2 separate regions of the Homo sapiens genome follow, and region 2 is linked to region 1. A link is an interaction called in ENCODE POLR2A ChIA-PET data of the cell type or tissue named here. Cell type or tissue: MCF 10A. All regions are shown on one strand. Links, peaks and the distances in the headings refer to the core of each region. The heading gives the core; the rest is flanking DNA.

Region 1 (7,882 bases), core at 2,145-6,144:
CTTGCTGGTAAACTCCATCTTAAAAGCTCTTCAGAGAAGGGCTTTGTGAGTTTTCCTTTTACAGGCCTTTATTGCATTTTTTTTCTCCAGGTTCCTCTCTCTTCCTCCTCTCACTCCTTTCTGCCTGATTAGAGCAGAGGATGTTAGCTTTTCTTAGGGACACCTTACAGCCAGCCAGTCACATTATATGAGAATATGTTGTTCTAAGAGCCTGCCCCTAGGTCACAGATTCAGACCTGTGGAAATGGCCTAGGCTATTCTGAAATGCTCTGATGGGGTTCCAGCATTCAGCCTCCAGCTAAGCTCCATCCTTGTGAGCTATAAGTTGGAATGAGTAAGTAGGTCAAACATCTAATCCTCCCTGTGCCAGCATCCCACCTGAAGGGCATGGCAGAGAAAGGGGAGCATGGGGACCCAACTCATTCACTATCAACAGGTCTTGTTCATTTCTTTTCTCTAGGAAAAAGCAACACTTCTCTCCATCGGGAAGAGGTGGACGCCAAGGCCCCGTTCATTGTAAGCACACCTTCTCCTCTTCACAGAGTACTGTCATTGCTCCCCTATCTGTGCTATGGACCTACACAGTTTAACAGAAGCCCACCAGGGGCTTAGGTGTTCTTTCATCTAAGTAGTTCCAATATCCTCAACCACTACAGTAAGATGTCTACATGGCAAATAAATTCAGGCATAAAATACAGCGTGGGCAGCATATGTGGGTGCTCTCCAGCCACTTCTGGTGGCTGCTTGGACCACTTCATAGAGACTTGTTCCAAGGAACAAGGAGAGGGTTTTGTGAAGTGTTTTGACTCCCACTGAAATGGCTGCTACAAGAGGTTATTTCTCACTGCAGGAGGATTTGGGAATAGGGATAGGGGATAGGAGATTATAAAGCCAGGGGTTTTTTTTGTTTTGTTTTTTGTTTGTTTGTTTTTGTTTTTGTTTTTGAGATGGAGCCTCGCTCTGTGGCCCAGGCTGGAGTGCAGTGGCGCGATCTCGGCTCACTGCAAGCTCCGCCTCCCGGGTTCACGCCATTCTCCTGCCTCACCCTCCCAAGTAGGCGGAACTACAGGTGCCCGCCACCACGCCCAGCTAATTTTTTGTATTTTTAGTAGAGACGGGGTTTCACCATGTTAGCCAGGATGGTCTCAATCTCCTGACCTCATGATCCACCCACCTTGGCCTCTCAAAGTGCTGGGATAACAGGCTTGAGCCACCGCGTCCAGCTATAAAGCCAGGTTTTAAGTCCAGCCCGTTTTGACCAATTTTGTGGCTTTGGGTGTTTCTGAACTACAGTTTCCTTATCAATACAATGAAGACTGAATACACCCTACAGAACCATAGTGAGGTTCACATCACCTAGTGTGAGAAATCGCTTTGTACGCTGGAAAACACCACAAATAAAAAGAGGCTATTGTTATTGGGCTTATTATTCTGAGGCAGGAGAACCAAGGTATAGAAAAGAGAAGTAAGAGTTAGATATCACAGTCTGAGATGCTGGGAGAACAACACAAGCCACTGTAGATCCTCCTAGGACCTTTCTTCTGGAATGTTCTGCGATGACAATGGCAGAAACGGGGGGGCAGCACTGCTCTTGTTAATGATAAAATGGCCAATTCTGCAATTCCATCAGCTGTGATAGAACTCAGTCCAAATCATTTTATTGCTAACCCTCAAATCACCTGACTAGTTATCAACTCATTGGAAAGATAGCGTAGCATTAAGAGCATGGACTATGGGACCTGGCTACCTGGACGTGAGCCCATCTCTGTGTCCCTTTGACTAGACAATTTTAAGTAACTGACATGACTCATCTGTGTTTCAGTATACCCATCTATAACATGGAGATGATAATACTGTCTACTTCATAGTGTGAGAATAAAATGAAAAAGAAATGGAAAGTACTTTGAAAAATTTCTGACATGTATTAATAGTAAGCTAAGTGTAGCTACCACTGTTTTCCAATAAAATAGTCCAATCTTAAAAAACAAAATGTGTGTTCTAAATTGTAGGAGGAGATGGATTCTTCAGGCACGATGGAGAATAAATCCAGTCCCTCTTCCTCCACTCTAGCATGAAGGGTCTACCATGCCAAAATAAGTTAGATTACAGAGTCCGGTGGAGCTAATATAGTGTACATATGCAGTTTGATCCTGGAAAGGAAGAGTGGTGACATTTCCTCTCGCTGGCAGAGCCCAAAACTAGATAAAAACAGGCAGTGTGGCTGAATCTGCGCTCCTGCATCAACTGCTGTGTGACTGTGGATGCCTGACATCTCTCTGTGCCTCACTTCCTAAACTTGCAATGGAATAACAATAGTACCTGCCCTCTAGGGTTGTTGTTTAGAGCAGTCACTGAATAGCTACACAATAAAATCCAGTTATTATTGTTGTTATTAGGATACCATTTGCCATTACCCAACTTTGTGACTCGGGATCTTGAGAAATTGCATAAATTTCATCTTTCAAGTTAAAGTAGAAGAACCAAAAGCCAGACAAATGTAACCTAAAGCCATATGTTTTGTTAAAGACAAGGAAAGGAAATGCCACATCATTATAATCATGTTATTTGGTCATACAGTATGACAGTATCTACAATCATCAATTCATGTCACTTTAAAAAAAATTACAGTGGGTTATTTGAATTAGAAAGCATTTCCATACATGAAAGCTTAATCCCCTTTAGACATTCCTCAATGTTCACAAATAAACTGACCTGGCAGGCATGGGTGCTCCTAGTCTTTGTTTTTAACATCAGGTGTGGAGGATAAGGGTAATAAACAATGTCTACTGATTCTGGTCATTCTGAAATGACACTTTTTTTTTCAGTTTTGCTAGAGCTTGGCACACCTTCATATTTCGAGGCAATGTATCTTCAAGGATCACTCATCAGAATAGTTGCACAAACTCATAAGTGGCAAGAACTGAAAATGCCTTGTGATTTTCAAAGTTTTAAAATAGCCCTATGGGGCTGGTGACCTCAGTCAGGTCAGCCATCAAGTTTGGGATCCGACAATAAAAGTCATAAAGTGAGTCAACTGAGTCAGAGAGGATGCAACAGCATTATTTTTCTCTTCTGGCTTCTCTAGTAAAGCAAAAGTTTTGGTGTTAGGGCTGTCTCTGCAGACAGGGAGTTTGGTTTCCAACACGCTGGGAGCATCCCTGGAGAATGCTGAAAAGCAGAATAGGCTGCCAGAGTCCAAGAGACGATATCAGTAAAGTTAGCACAAGATTTAATAGACTAGAATATACCCGCCCAATCCATTTCTCCAGCCTGATAATCCAGAGCAATTAACAGAAATTGCCCTGGTATTTTTAGCATTTTTAAAGTTTCATCTGGGCAAACGCAGAAATGGATAACTATGTTATCCAGACCTTACCACTGTTTGTTTTTGAGACTCTAAGATTAAACTAAAGACTGGCCTAGCAAAGCAGATATGTTTGCCCTTGCCTGAAAGGAGACAGAAACTTGGGAAGAAACAAGGGTCTTTGGAGTTACTGGGCTTCCACGAGGATCCTCAAGGTTTGCAAACACCAAATGGACAGGACTTCATCCCTGAAGTGCAGGCCAGTCCTACCTCCTTCACAATGACGTGCTGACATCATGGTGCAAATTTGCAAACATTTTTTGCCTTATTAAGAAAATTATTCAAACCTAGAAAAATGCAAGGGTTAAAGCCTTGCTTTCATAAACATAGCCTGTGTGTGTCGCAGGGTGACTTTTAGATATTATATGGAAAAATGCAGTAAAAAGTGCTGAAGTAGCCCATTCCGTTGCATTGAATTGTTAGGCAATTATGGTCATCCCAGCCTTAGTAAATTAAAATACATGATGAAAACCCAATCTAAGGACATCAACTGCTATGTACTAAACAAACTACACATCCCATTTAAAAAGCATTTAAAATTGTGTCAAGAGAGGTTATGTTGGAGGGACTATAATTTTAAAATCATTTACTGTACAACCATATATTTAAATTTTAACTTGAAGCTAAATGTTGCAAAATTAAATTAATCTTATTTGATAACACGAGGCAGTTTATACTCTTTCATTTGGGGTCGATGGAGCCCCTGGCACAGTCTTGAATTTAAGACCCCTACCCCATAGGAATAGTTAACTCTTGATCCTAGCATGCTCTCTCCTCCTGGAAGAGTTATTTAAAGTTAGATGTGTTTCTTTCTGTTTTTTTCTTAGCCACTTTTCTATCCCAAGCCCAGCAAAGACATTCAATTCATTCCCCCTACACCTCTCTCTCTCTTTCTGTCTTTCCTCCCTCCCCTCTCTCCCTCTCTTTTTCTCTCTCTCCCTCTGAAGTTTCTAAATCAGTTCCTACAGCTTTAGTTTTCTTTTTCTAAAATTAAAAACGTGGCTTCTGGCTATAAAACGAATCTCCCACCTTCAGCAGCCCCAGTCCCCTGGGGCTGTTACTGGCGTGATCTATAAATTAACTGGAATCACTTAGAGCCCTCAGTTAGCTTTTAGTCAAACATTAGCAGCAGTGTTTACCCTTGTGTAATCTGCAGTTGTTACTTAATTTAATGCCTGTCAGCATTTTTTTAAAGAACATGTTCAGCAAATCCTTGGCACAGGCTGTTTGAATTCCTTACTCTTCCCTTCCCCCACCTTGACCCAAATCAAGCTAAATGTATCTGAGTAGAAGCTTGCTAATATTTTTAATTTGCTAGTGTAGTTTTCCTTCTTCTTGAGGAAAGAAAGAAGAGTTTGCTTTCTGTGCCAATCCAACTACATCCTACTCAGAGGCCTGGGCTTCGTGTCCCCACTGCACCTTACATCAAAGAGGGTGAACTGTAAATTGTTAGGGTTTTTGTTTCTTGTTGCTCTGGCAGTGATCTGTGAGTGATGTAAGATGGGAGGCATCCTCAGACTCCCATTTGGAGGATGCTGGTGTGGCCCCCTGAAGAAAATCCATTGAAACAAACTTTGAAGTGCTGCCCAGTAGAGAGCTAAAAGCTGAACATATCACATCATAATTCATACATAACTTTGTGTGTTTTGAATCTTCCTCCTCCACAGCCACCACCTCAAATGTAAATAAATAGAGCCCTGGCCTTCCTACAGGGTTCTGTTGCTCCTTTCATAATGTGAGATCCATCTAGATCCGGCAGGAGAACTTCTCTAAGGCCATCATAAAGGCAGTAGGAAGTACTGATCTCAAACAGCACAGAGGAGGCTCCCCTCCAAAGAAGAGTGAAGCACATCGTTAGAGAATAAGAACACGGGGAAATTAAGAGGTGATCTTCAAAGGCTACAATGAACAGCTCCTCTCTGCTTTCACACACTATACAAGAAAAGACCTCCTTCAGTTCAGGAGGCTTTGGTTAACAGCCACATTCTCAATATTCTGGGTTTCAAGGCCAAGAAAATAAATGTCACAGTGGAAACCTCATGCTTTTTCAGGTGATATAATCCAAAAAATGTGTACATCTCAATAGTATAAAGGACTCTGAATCAGCCAGGGCTCAACTTGCTATTCTCTTCCTTGCCTGCAAGACTTGACCTTGAGTTTCAGTGTCTCTCAGCCGTACTTCTGCTTCCTGGTGACTAGAATTCAGGATTCTCTCCCATTTACCACTAGGGAAAACCCTACTGCTAAGGACCGTAAATGTCGGAGGATCCCCCTGAGTCTCACAGATGGCACTTGAAGAGAAGCAGTATGGAGACACAGGACACGAAGAAGGAAACAGAGACCCTGAGGACAGAGGCTCATGCAACTACTGCAAATGAACAAACACCAGAACAGGCATTTTTGCACTTTCAGACAGGGAGTTCCAGGACTGAGTGCACATACAGTCCATGGTTAGATTTCCAGGAAAGCCTCAGTGAGGGGCTGAATTATGTGCCATTAACTCAAGATACAGCCATCTTGGGAGTCAGCATATCTGTCTGAGCCCAGGTTATAAGTGCACACTGGTGGTCTATGGTTGCAGGCCGGTGTCACTGTCCTGTCACAGTCCTGAGATCTCCAAAGCAGCCCAGGTGACACATATGTCCCTGTCTTTGACTCTCCTCCAGCCCAACTCTGTGATACTACTATCAAGGCTCCAAAATGCAGCTGTTTTGCTACACAAATTATGAATAAGTTCTACAAACTTCTTGAACCATCTGGAAAGTGCTCAAAACACAGGGCTGCACAGACAAGGACTTTAAGGCTCAACTCACTCCCAGGTAATATTAGTGGCTCTTCTCAGCAAGAACATGAGCCCAGGTCCCAATAGCACTATTGAAAAAGGCAGTTCTGCTGTAGAATGGGTCCCTCTTTTTGCTGTTTCCACTGCTGAGTGCCCCCATCATGGGCATGCAAGATTTTTTCTGCAATTTTCCTTTCACAACTTTCATCAACTGCCTCTTCAATTTCCTGGTCTTGCACAATCTCAACCCAACTTACTTAACAGCACTGATTGTTCAGTTCTTATGGACAGTGTGTGCCTTTAGTCTTCCTCCAAGGAGAGTGCTTGACAAACATAAAATGGAAATCTTAGGAACACTTTTACACCATTGGTGGGAATGTAAATTACTTTAACCATTGTGGAAGATGGTGTGGCGATTCTTCAAAGATCTAGAACCAGAAATACCATTTGACCCAGCAATCCCATTACTGGGTATATACCCAAAGGAATATAAATCATTTTATTACAAAGATACATGCACACATACGTTCATTGCTGCACTTTTCACAATAGCAAAGACATGGAATCAATTCAAATGCCCATCAGTGATACACTGGATAAAGAAAATGTGGTACATATACACCATGGAATCCTATGCAGCCATTAAAAGGACACAGATCATGTTCTTTGCAGGGACACAGATGAAGCTGGAAGCCATTATCCTCAGCAAACTAATGCAGGAATAGAAAATCAAACACTGCATGTTCTCACTTGTAAGTGGGAGCTGAACAATGAGAACACATGGACACAAGGAAGGGAACAACATACACTGGGGCCTGTTGGCAGATGTGGTTGGGGAGGGGGAGCATTAGGACAAATAGCTAATGCATGCTGGGCTTAATACCTAGGTGATGGGTTGATAGGTGCAGGAAATCACCATGGCACATGTTTACCTATGTAACAAACCTGCACATCCTGTACACATACCCAGAACTAAAACTAAAAATAAAACAAAAACAAAAGAATGGAAATCTTTTCAGAAAAATGTGTCATTGAATTGGAGGTGGAATCCATAATGATCAACAACAATAAATTCTTTTCTTCTCCATTAGATCATCTCCCTCAGTCTGTGTGTGTGTTCATGCGTGTGTGCCATGCCGGGTCCCCACTTTCCTCAGCACATTTGTGCATGTGTTTGTTTACTGAGCAGTGCCCAGTTTGCGAGGCTCCCCCAAAGGCAGCCTCATTCTGCTAGTGCCTGCCCAGGACCCTGTACCAGTCAATGAGAAACCAAACAAACTGGCTGCAATAAGCCGTTTACACCAGTTCCCAAAGAGAAAACTTTGGGCCCATTCCCAGAAGGCCAGGCATGTGAGTGAAAGGAGCCTGACTTGCAAAGCTTCCCCCACACTCAGGGTTTATTCTGTTTATTCTGTCATCCCTGTTTATTCTTTCAACTGTGGTTTCTCCGTGGAGCAACACATCACACCGCACCCAGATTGTGGAGACACACAGAAGATATCCAGAAACGGCCAGAGAGAACACAATCCCTCCGATTCATTCGCTAAGCCATTTGTTAACACGCTGGTTTGGGGTTTTTCTTTTCCACAATTTTTCAACACTTGAGGAATTGAAACTGCCAGCTGTTCTCATCTTTAAATGAAATAGCCTGAATAATTGGGAATTTAAGCTAGTTTTCATTATTATAGTCCCCTTCAGAAATACATATGACCAAAATAATGAGCTAATGAAATAAT
Region 2 (7,882 bases), core at 2,237-6,236, 310 kb after region 1:
TTACAGATAGGAAAGCAATAACTTGAAGTACCACTGATTTCTCACAAAAACAATGCAAAAAAAGCTATAACCTAAAATTCTATGTCTAATTCTATATCCAATTTTAAAACTCCTTCAAAAATAAAGACAGATTCAGACAAAAGAAAGCTGAGAGAATGTATTGCCAAACATACTTCAGGTGGAAGATATACACGTAAATAATACAAATGATTCTTTTCTAATTTATTAATTCATAAAAATAATTATTTAAATAAAAATAATTATGATGTATTATATAATACATAAATCTCTGAACTCCTCTCTCTGTGGTTTTTCTTTAATCCAGCATGGCATGATAAACTAATAGACATTTCCAGGTGAGGTCACAGCAGAGAACAGAGACACTAGTTCTACACTGGGGCCAAAAAAACTCAAGAGAAATTCATGGCAAGCAGATGTTCTCTCTATTACCCACATAAACTTTATACTTCTTAGGTCTTTGATCTCCTTACCCTCCTCTTCTCTCATTAGAAATAACTTCCCCCTCCCCTCTCTGCTTTTCTAAGATCTGACTTTCTTTCAGGGTCCAATTCAAATCCTTCCTCCTTTACGCAGCTTTTCTAGGCTTATCCAAGGACAGCTAGCTAGTTAATGGCAGTTGCACAATTAGAACCTGGTCCTTCTCAAACTTCTTCAGGTGGTAGGTGTCATGAAAGTAACAGCATCTTTGCAAAACACTATTAAATACTGCTACACTTAGGTTTTTTTAAAGTTAATGTGTTATGCTTAATTGGATATTTTATTTTATTTTATTCCACGTTTTTGCCTGTGACACAGCCCTCAGGAGATCCTGAGAACATGTGCCCTCAGTCAGATCTTTCTTACACTAGATTCTAGTACAGAAACAAACACCAAAGCTTTAAAAAGTATTGGGAGAAAAGCATACATAATTCTGGGAAAGTGTTTTTCTTAAAATCAAGAAAAGACACTTATTTTTCCAATATTTTAGTGGCAAAACAACTTGGTCTTGCCAGAAGAACATCAGTGTTCTACAGTTCATTTTCTTTCTCTCTCTCTCTTTTTTTTTTTTTTTTTTTGAGACGGAGTCTTGCTCTGTCACCCACGCTGGGGTGCAGTGGCACGATCTTGGTTCACTACAACCTCCGCCTCCTGGGATCAAGCGATTCTCCTGCCTCAGACTCCTGAGTAGCTGGGACTACAGGCGCGTGCCACCACGCCCAGCTAATTTTTGTATTTTTAATAGAGACAGGGTTTCACCATATTGGCCAGGATGGTCTCGATCTCTTGACCTCGTGATCTGCCCGCCTCAACCTCCCAAAGTAATGGGATTACAGGCATGAGCCACCGCGCCTGGCCCTGCAGTTCATTTTAAAGATCATTGTACTGTATGCCATCCTAAAATTCTCCTTCACTTTCCATGACTTAAGGTTCAGGTGAGGTTCAACCCCATCCTGATCTCCAAGGAGATTTGCAGAAAAATAATTTTCTCAGTATTATATGGATCTACAATAAAGTGTACTCTTTGTCATCTGTCATGTCTGTGTCATGTTTCATTTTAGAACAAAGATACCTTAGATTTATAGCCTAGGACATAGCTAATTCCAATATCCTAGGTGTAAACCCTCTTAGTTACTCCATTAGATTCTCTAGTCTCAGACTACTTTCTATACTCTGCCTCTTAACACATGTGTTCAAATTAAACAGAAAAATTCCTGATGTGTTCTTGCCTGGTGGTCCAAATTTTTAAAAATAGAAAAAGAAAAGCCTTATGTGGAGAAAAGAAGCCATTTCCACAGGCATTCTCCTAATATGGCACTAACAAAGGATCCAGGGGCTGAAATATGGCTATATCTAGAGCACCCGTGGATCTCTAGGGGTCTGTAAAGTACTCCCTTACCTCATGGTGCTTGGCACCCAAAGAGGGGCCAAAATGTTTGCTACTCATTCCTGAAGGAAATCCACCGTTGTCACCTGAGGCCTGATGAATCACACATCACACGACTCAGCAATGCACTATGGTTTAAGCTACAACCAACTGCAAAGAAAAGCAACTCCATGTTCTCCATAGAGGAGACAAGGACACAAGGGTCAGACTGATTCTCTGAGGTAAGCTAGGCCCTTTTGGAAGAGCTACTGATTCAGAATTCTGCCAGTATTCAGAAGTTGGAATACAGCTGGTCTCTTAGTCACCGATAAGGGTAGAACAAAAAGAAATGAGTGTAAACTTCACCTAGAGAAATATAAGTTAGACCAAAGGACAAATCTGTGGAAGACTCTCAGCAGGATACAATGCTCATGTGTGTGCCAAGCATTTTTAAATTAGTCAACTGTCCTCACCAGAGGCTGTGGCTAACTAAACATCATATCACCATATCCAGGCTGGGCATGGTGGCTCACGCCTGTAATCCCAGCACTTTGGGAGGCCAAGATGGGCAGACTGCTTGAGGTCAGGAGTTCAAGACAAGCCTGACCAACATGGTGAAACCCTGTCTCTACAAAAAATACAAAAATTAGCCAAGTGCGGTGGTGCACACCTGTAGTCCCAGTTACTTGAGAGGCTGAGGCATGAGAATTGCTTGAACCCAGGAGGCCGAGGTTGCAGTGAGCCGCGATCCTGCCACTGCATTCCAGCTTGGGTGACAGAGTGAGACCCTGTCTCAAAAAAAAAAAAGCATATCACTATATCCAGAAATGGTGATAAATAATATATAAGTAATACCACCATTCAATATATTCTTTAATATATTCTCATACATTCTTAACATATTCTCATATAAGTTGAATTTCAATAATATATTCAAGAATGTATTATTATGCCTTCAAGAATATATTACTGTAACTTCAAGAAAATATTGTTATGACTGGGGAACTAATATAAAAGTCTTGTTCAACCCAAAAATGGTTCCTGGGATATTTCTATACAATGTAAGAATTCAGAAATTTGGTTTTAAATGACTACTGAAATAAACCTTGTGAGGTAAGCAAGCTACATGAAGACAAATAAACCAGTGGGATTTTTTTTAAGTATGTTTATTCAAGTTGGGGAAAAGCCACATAATTCACTATATGTCAAGCCTAAACTTAGATTTTTCATCATCATCTGACAATATGTGGCAAGCACAGTTTTTGCAAAACAGTCAAACTCCCAATCAGTAATAAGGAATCTTTTAACTCAAGGTTGCATATTGTTCTTTGGCTAAAAATAGTAGAAAATCTCAATCCTTTAAATACAGAATAATCTCTCTGATCTCTCTAACTTATTTTACTTCCTGTGATCACATAATACTGAATATCTATTACGTGCCTAGTATGTGGAAAGCTTTTCTCAGCATCAAACCAAAATTTTAAATATCAAGAAAAAACAAAAAACCCTCTTAAAACTTTTTACGCTCTAAGAGGGAAGAGAAATAAAAAATAAACAAATTTTAAAAAGACTTTTTAACTCTTTAGCATGTTTTGAAAATCACATTATACGTTTTAGCATGATGTTATTAACTAATTTGTATGTATTTGTTCCCTGTCATAGTTAGTAGGAATATTTTCTCAAACTTCTGAGAATATTTAAAATCCATATTCAAATGATTTTTTTAGGAGCCTAAGACTTTACAAGAACACATTTTAGAACTGACTCTAGTCACCACAAACAAATTCAGTGATGTGTACACGCGCATGCATGAATACATACAACAGTTATGCTCCAGACACCACTCACTCTCCACAACTCCTCACTCCTCGACCTTCTACCCCCAGCCCCCTGCCCCTGGGGACGCCTGATCTCCAGTCTGGGAAAGGAAAGTGCCTCCTCCACATCCTCTCCCAGGGTCTCTCCCCAGACCTGAGTCGGTGGGGAGAAATGCTGACTCACAGACACAGCCGGTTAGCAGCTCTCACTTCCCCAGCCCTGCTGAGCTGAGCAACCCCAGGGAGCGTGGAGAAATTGTTGGTACACTCTCCAGAAGACTGTGGGAAGAAACACCCCTAAGCCTTGAGCCTGGAGTCTGGCGGGCTGCAGGAGCTACCAGCAGAACCTCAGGCACAAGGGATCCACATGTTCACAGCTGCCACGGGGAAGACAGAAAAGAAAGGAAATGAAAGGTCAAGAGGACAGAGAAAGTGAAGGGAGAAGAAGGGAAAAGAAAGAATTGCATAAGGTGGAGTGGTCAAAAGTGGACTGCCCACCCTTTCCTGAGATTTTCTTCCCTGCCCCTCCCCTAGCTGAAGGCCCCTCTGCAGGATGCCCCGGTCCGGAGGCAGCCAGCCAACCAGGCAGTGTCTCCCTGATTTCAGCTGACTAAAATATGTTGGCCTGAAGCCTATAAACTTGTGTGTTTTTGATTGCTCACCAGATTCTCATCCAAACGCCTTTCACTTTTTCACTCCACAAAGGAGAACATGTCATGGAAGTGACTTGCCTAAGAACATACTTCAAGCTATCTCTTCACCAAGAGAACTCTAAGTTAGACAAAAGGACGAATCTGTGGAAGGCTGTCAGCAGGATACAATGCTCATGTGTGTGCCAAGCATTTTTTAAATTAGCCAACTGTCCTCACCAGAGGCTGTGACTGACAAAAAATCATATCACCATATCCAGGCTGGGCGCGGAGGCTCACGCCTGTAATCCCAGCACTTTGGGAGGCCGAGACAGGCAGATTGGTTGACGTCAGGAGTTCAAGACCAGCCTGGCCAACATGGTGAAACCCCATCTCTGTCAACGAGACCCAAGGGTAAGCTACTGCTCTGCCCTGGATAACACCCCACTTATAATAATCTATAATTCTATATACCTTAGGACACTGAGGCCACGTTTCATCATCCCAGAAATTTAAATAGTGTTAACAATAAAAAGAAAACACTCCTTTTAGTTCTCAAAAGCAATTGTATGATTCAAGTTGTAAGTTTCAGAACAGGCAAAACTAATACATGATAGGAAAAAATATGATCAACAGCTTTGGGGGTGAGGGGATGGGGGTTGACTAGGGAGGAACATGAAGGAACTTTCTGGAATGATGGTAATGTATATGTTCTATACCTTAATAGTGGTTTGGGTTACACAGCTGTATTCATTTATCAAACCTCTTTCAGTGGTACCTTTAAGATATGTGCATTTCAGTGTATGTAGATTTGACATCAAAGGGAAAAAACCATGGAAAATATTTATTTAAATCTAGTTAGAGATATGCATGCTGAAGTGTCTAAGGATGAATCTGCAACTTACTTTTAAATATATTCCAAAAATAATATGTGTTGATGAATGGATAGAGGGATAGGTAGATGAATATCTACATGTGATGAAACACTATAGTAAAATGTTAATTATAGAATCTAAATGATAATCCAGCTGGGTTGTTCACTGTCAAATTGTTCCAACTTTTCTGTAAGTTTGAAAATTTTATTATAAAATGTCGGTTTAAAGCATTTGAGAATTATTGATGGGTATGAGATTTTATATTTAGGTATTATGAAGACAGGTGTTACATCTGACTTTCATATCTATATGATATATACATATTAGTAATGGCAAAAACTGTGATTACTTTTGCACCAGCCTAATAGAATACAACCTACTTGTATATATGCCACAGATACACACACACTCATATATTCCAGTTTTATAGTAAAAAATTCCAGTTTTATATTAAAATAATAGAGTAATTTAAAAGGCATCATATGAATTAACAAACTGAGCATCAAGTAGATTTTATTTTATCACATAGACAGACTTCTGTCAATATGAGACATTTTATCTGTTAATTCAGTTTTACACATAAAAACCATGCACAGAAATACATACACTGATCACCAAGCTTATGGACAGGTATTGTAAAGACCTGCTATTAATATATCATGTTAGAAGCAGGGCAGTAAAAACAGTTCCCTTACATCTCCCCTGTGTCTATCCCTATATGACATTTCTGCATTACTAACGCCTCTAGATTAGATTACAAGAAGCAGCAATTTAGAAAACCAACTTAAAGCAGATAGATGAATAGGTAGATGAGAGAGACAGAGATTAAATTCTTATTGGATATTAATAACTTGGCCTTTATTTATGACTGGCCTCCCTCCTAAGGATTTGAGGTACTTCCAATAAAAATATGTGCAATAATTGATAAAATATAATAAGAAGAGAGCATCAGGACTAGGGAAAATATAAGTAAGAGTGGTAATTTTAGACCAAGAAAAAGAAAAACACAAATTATATGCAACAAGGGAGCCTAGGATAACAGCTACATTTGAACATAATATTTGTCTCTGAATCACAGAGAAAAGAAACTATCAATTATGCTGAACTTTCTAATTTAATATTTAATTCAATGTTTTAAAGCAATTTTGTCCTTGAAACTTTTGGAGAATATTCAGCGATATCACTGACAGCCCTCTCAACACCATTCCTACAGAAATAAGATTTAGTAAAAGGTATTCTATATCTGTTTCTCAACAAATTGTTGAATAAAAAATCTAGAGCACAATAATGGTTATCCCAAAGGCAAGAACTTCTAGTAAAGGAAATTCCGGGTAATACAAATATAGATAACCTCCAAGGGTGGTCAGAGTAGATAGAAGTAAATAAAATAAAAGTAAATAAAATAAGATTTTATCTCATAGTCTATGCCCGATAAATGAGAAAAATATGACAACAATTTTTTCTTTCAAAGTTCTATAATGTAATAGATGCTCTTTCTCTGAACACCATTCCCAATCCCCCCATCACCTGCTTCTCTCCCCTACCCTGGCCAATCTTGGGAAAGAGGGTACCCTAGCCACCTTGTTTGTTCTACTTGTGGACATGTGGTTACAGGATCAGGGATGCTCAGAAGGCTGGCTCTGCAAAGAGAGAGCTGAACAAATTTGAAACACGGAGAAGCAGAAACTAAAGGTGGAGACAGACATCCTTCTGACCTTCGGGTCCTCTTCCTGGTCTCCTTGAGGCCTAGGGACTTTCTTCCAGAGAGTTCTGTGAGATAACACCATTGTGGCCTTTTAATAAACCTCCTGTTTTACTAAAATGCAACCAATGAATATTTAATTTCAGGAGCAGCTTAGACACATATTCCAAGAATGGAAATTTCTGTCAGTTTGGCTTGATTCAAGCATAGAACTTGTAGTGTCTAGCGGAAAGGATGTATTCTAAACCATCTTCCATAAATATCACGTTTCTCAGCCAACCTTTGATGAAAGTGATGAAGAGCAGACAATTCAAGATGGTTTGCTCTTGCAGGGCCTGGAATGCTGGTGCTCTGAGCTGATCCATATGCTTCAAAAATCTCACAAGCAGATGGTGAGGTATTGATCTTTTTTGAAAACTAGGTAGACTGCTCTGGACTCATCCAGATGGACTCAGACCCATGAATTTAATCAAAGTCAGCAACCTAGGGAAGAACAGGGCTGACTGGGTAGAATGGGCATTAAACTGTTTTGGTAGCAAAAGGTCATCCTTAAGCTTTATCAAATGTAAGCTTCTTCATCAAAAGTGTGGAGGTTTATTATGTCAGAGTCTAAAATGGGGCCAACTGTTCAAGAACTATGGAATTGGGAAAACCAAATCTTCCAGATGTCAAGTGTCCATCAAGAGATTCCAAAGGCAATTTTCATATCATTCATTGTTATTTTTATTATTAAAATGCTTATGGCAAAAAAATTCAGAAAATATGGCAAAATAGTTTTTAATAGAAGGTAATTAAGGCCAGGCATGGTGGCTCATGCCTGTAATCCCACCACTTTGGGAGACCAAGGTGGGAGGATCACTTGAGGCCAGGGGTTCAACGCCAGCCTGGGCAACAAAGTGAGACCCCGTTTCTACAAAAAATGCACAGATTAGTCGGGCATGGTAGTGCAAACCTGTAGTCCCAGCTACTTGGGAGGCTGAGTTGGGAGGATTACT

Evidence for each region. Peaks named below come from ENCODE experiments on the same cell type or tissue, not always from the same donor. Only the 100,000 strongest peaks of a DNase experiment are listed, where the experiment ranks them.
Region 2: POLR2A ChIA-PET joins it to region 1 with 6 read pairs; 2 of 35 experiments call an interaction of 5 or more read pairs at or near these places.

Annotation. Positions count from the first base shown.
Region 1 is chr13:50,518,586-50,526,467 of GRCh38, reverse strand. The region is part of intron 5 of DLEU1 (deleted in lymphocytic leukemia 1); the gene reads right to left. DLEU1-AS1 (DLEU1 antisense RNA 1) reads left to right here. Exons shown (of 3, transcript NR_125753.1): 2 at 461-516; 3 at 5,032-5,535. Among named protein-coding and RNA genes, the nearest start is that of DLEU1-AS1, 4.9 kb to the left of the region's middle. In MCF 10A, for the core only: no CTCF peak of the experiment used is centred there; a DNase peak (open chromatin) is centred at 4,577.
Region 2 is chr13:50,205,066-50,212,947 of GRCh38, reverse strand. The region is part of intron 2 of DLEU1 (deleted in lymphocytic leukemia 1); the gene reads right to left. Among named protein-coding and RNA genes, the nearest start is that of DLEU2, 83 kb to the right of the region's middle. In MCF 10A, for the core only: no CTCF peak of the experiment used is centred there; DNase peaks (open chromatin) are centred at 3,947 and 4,337.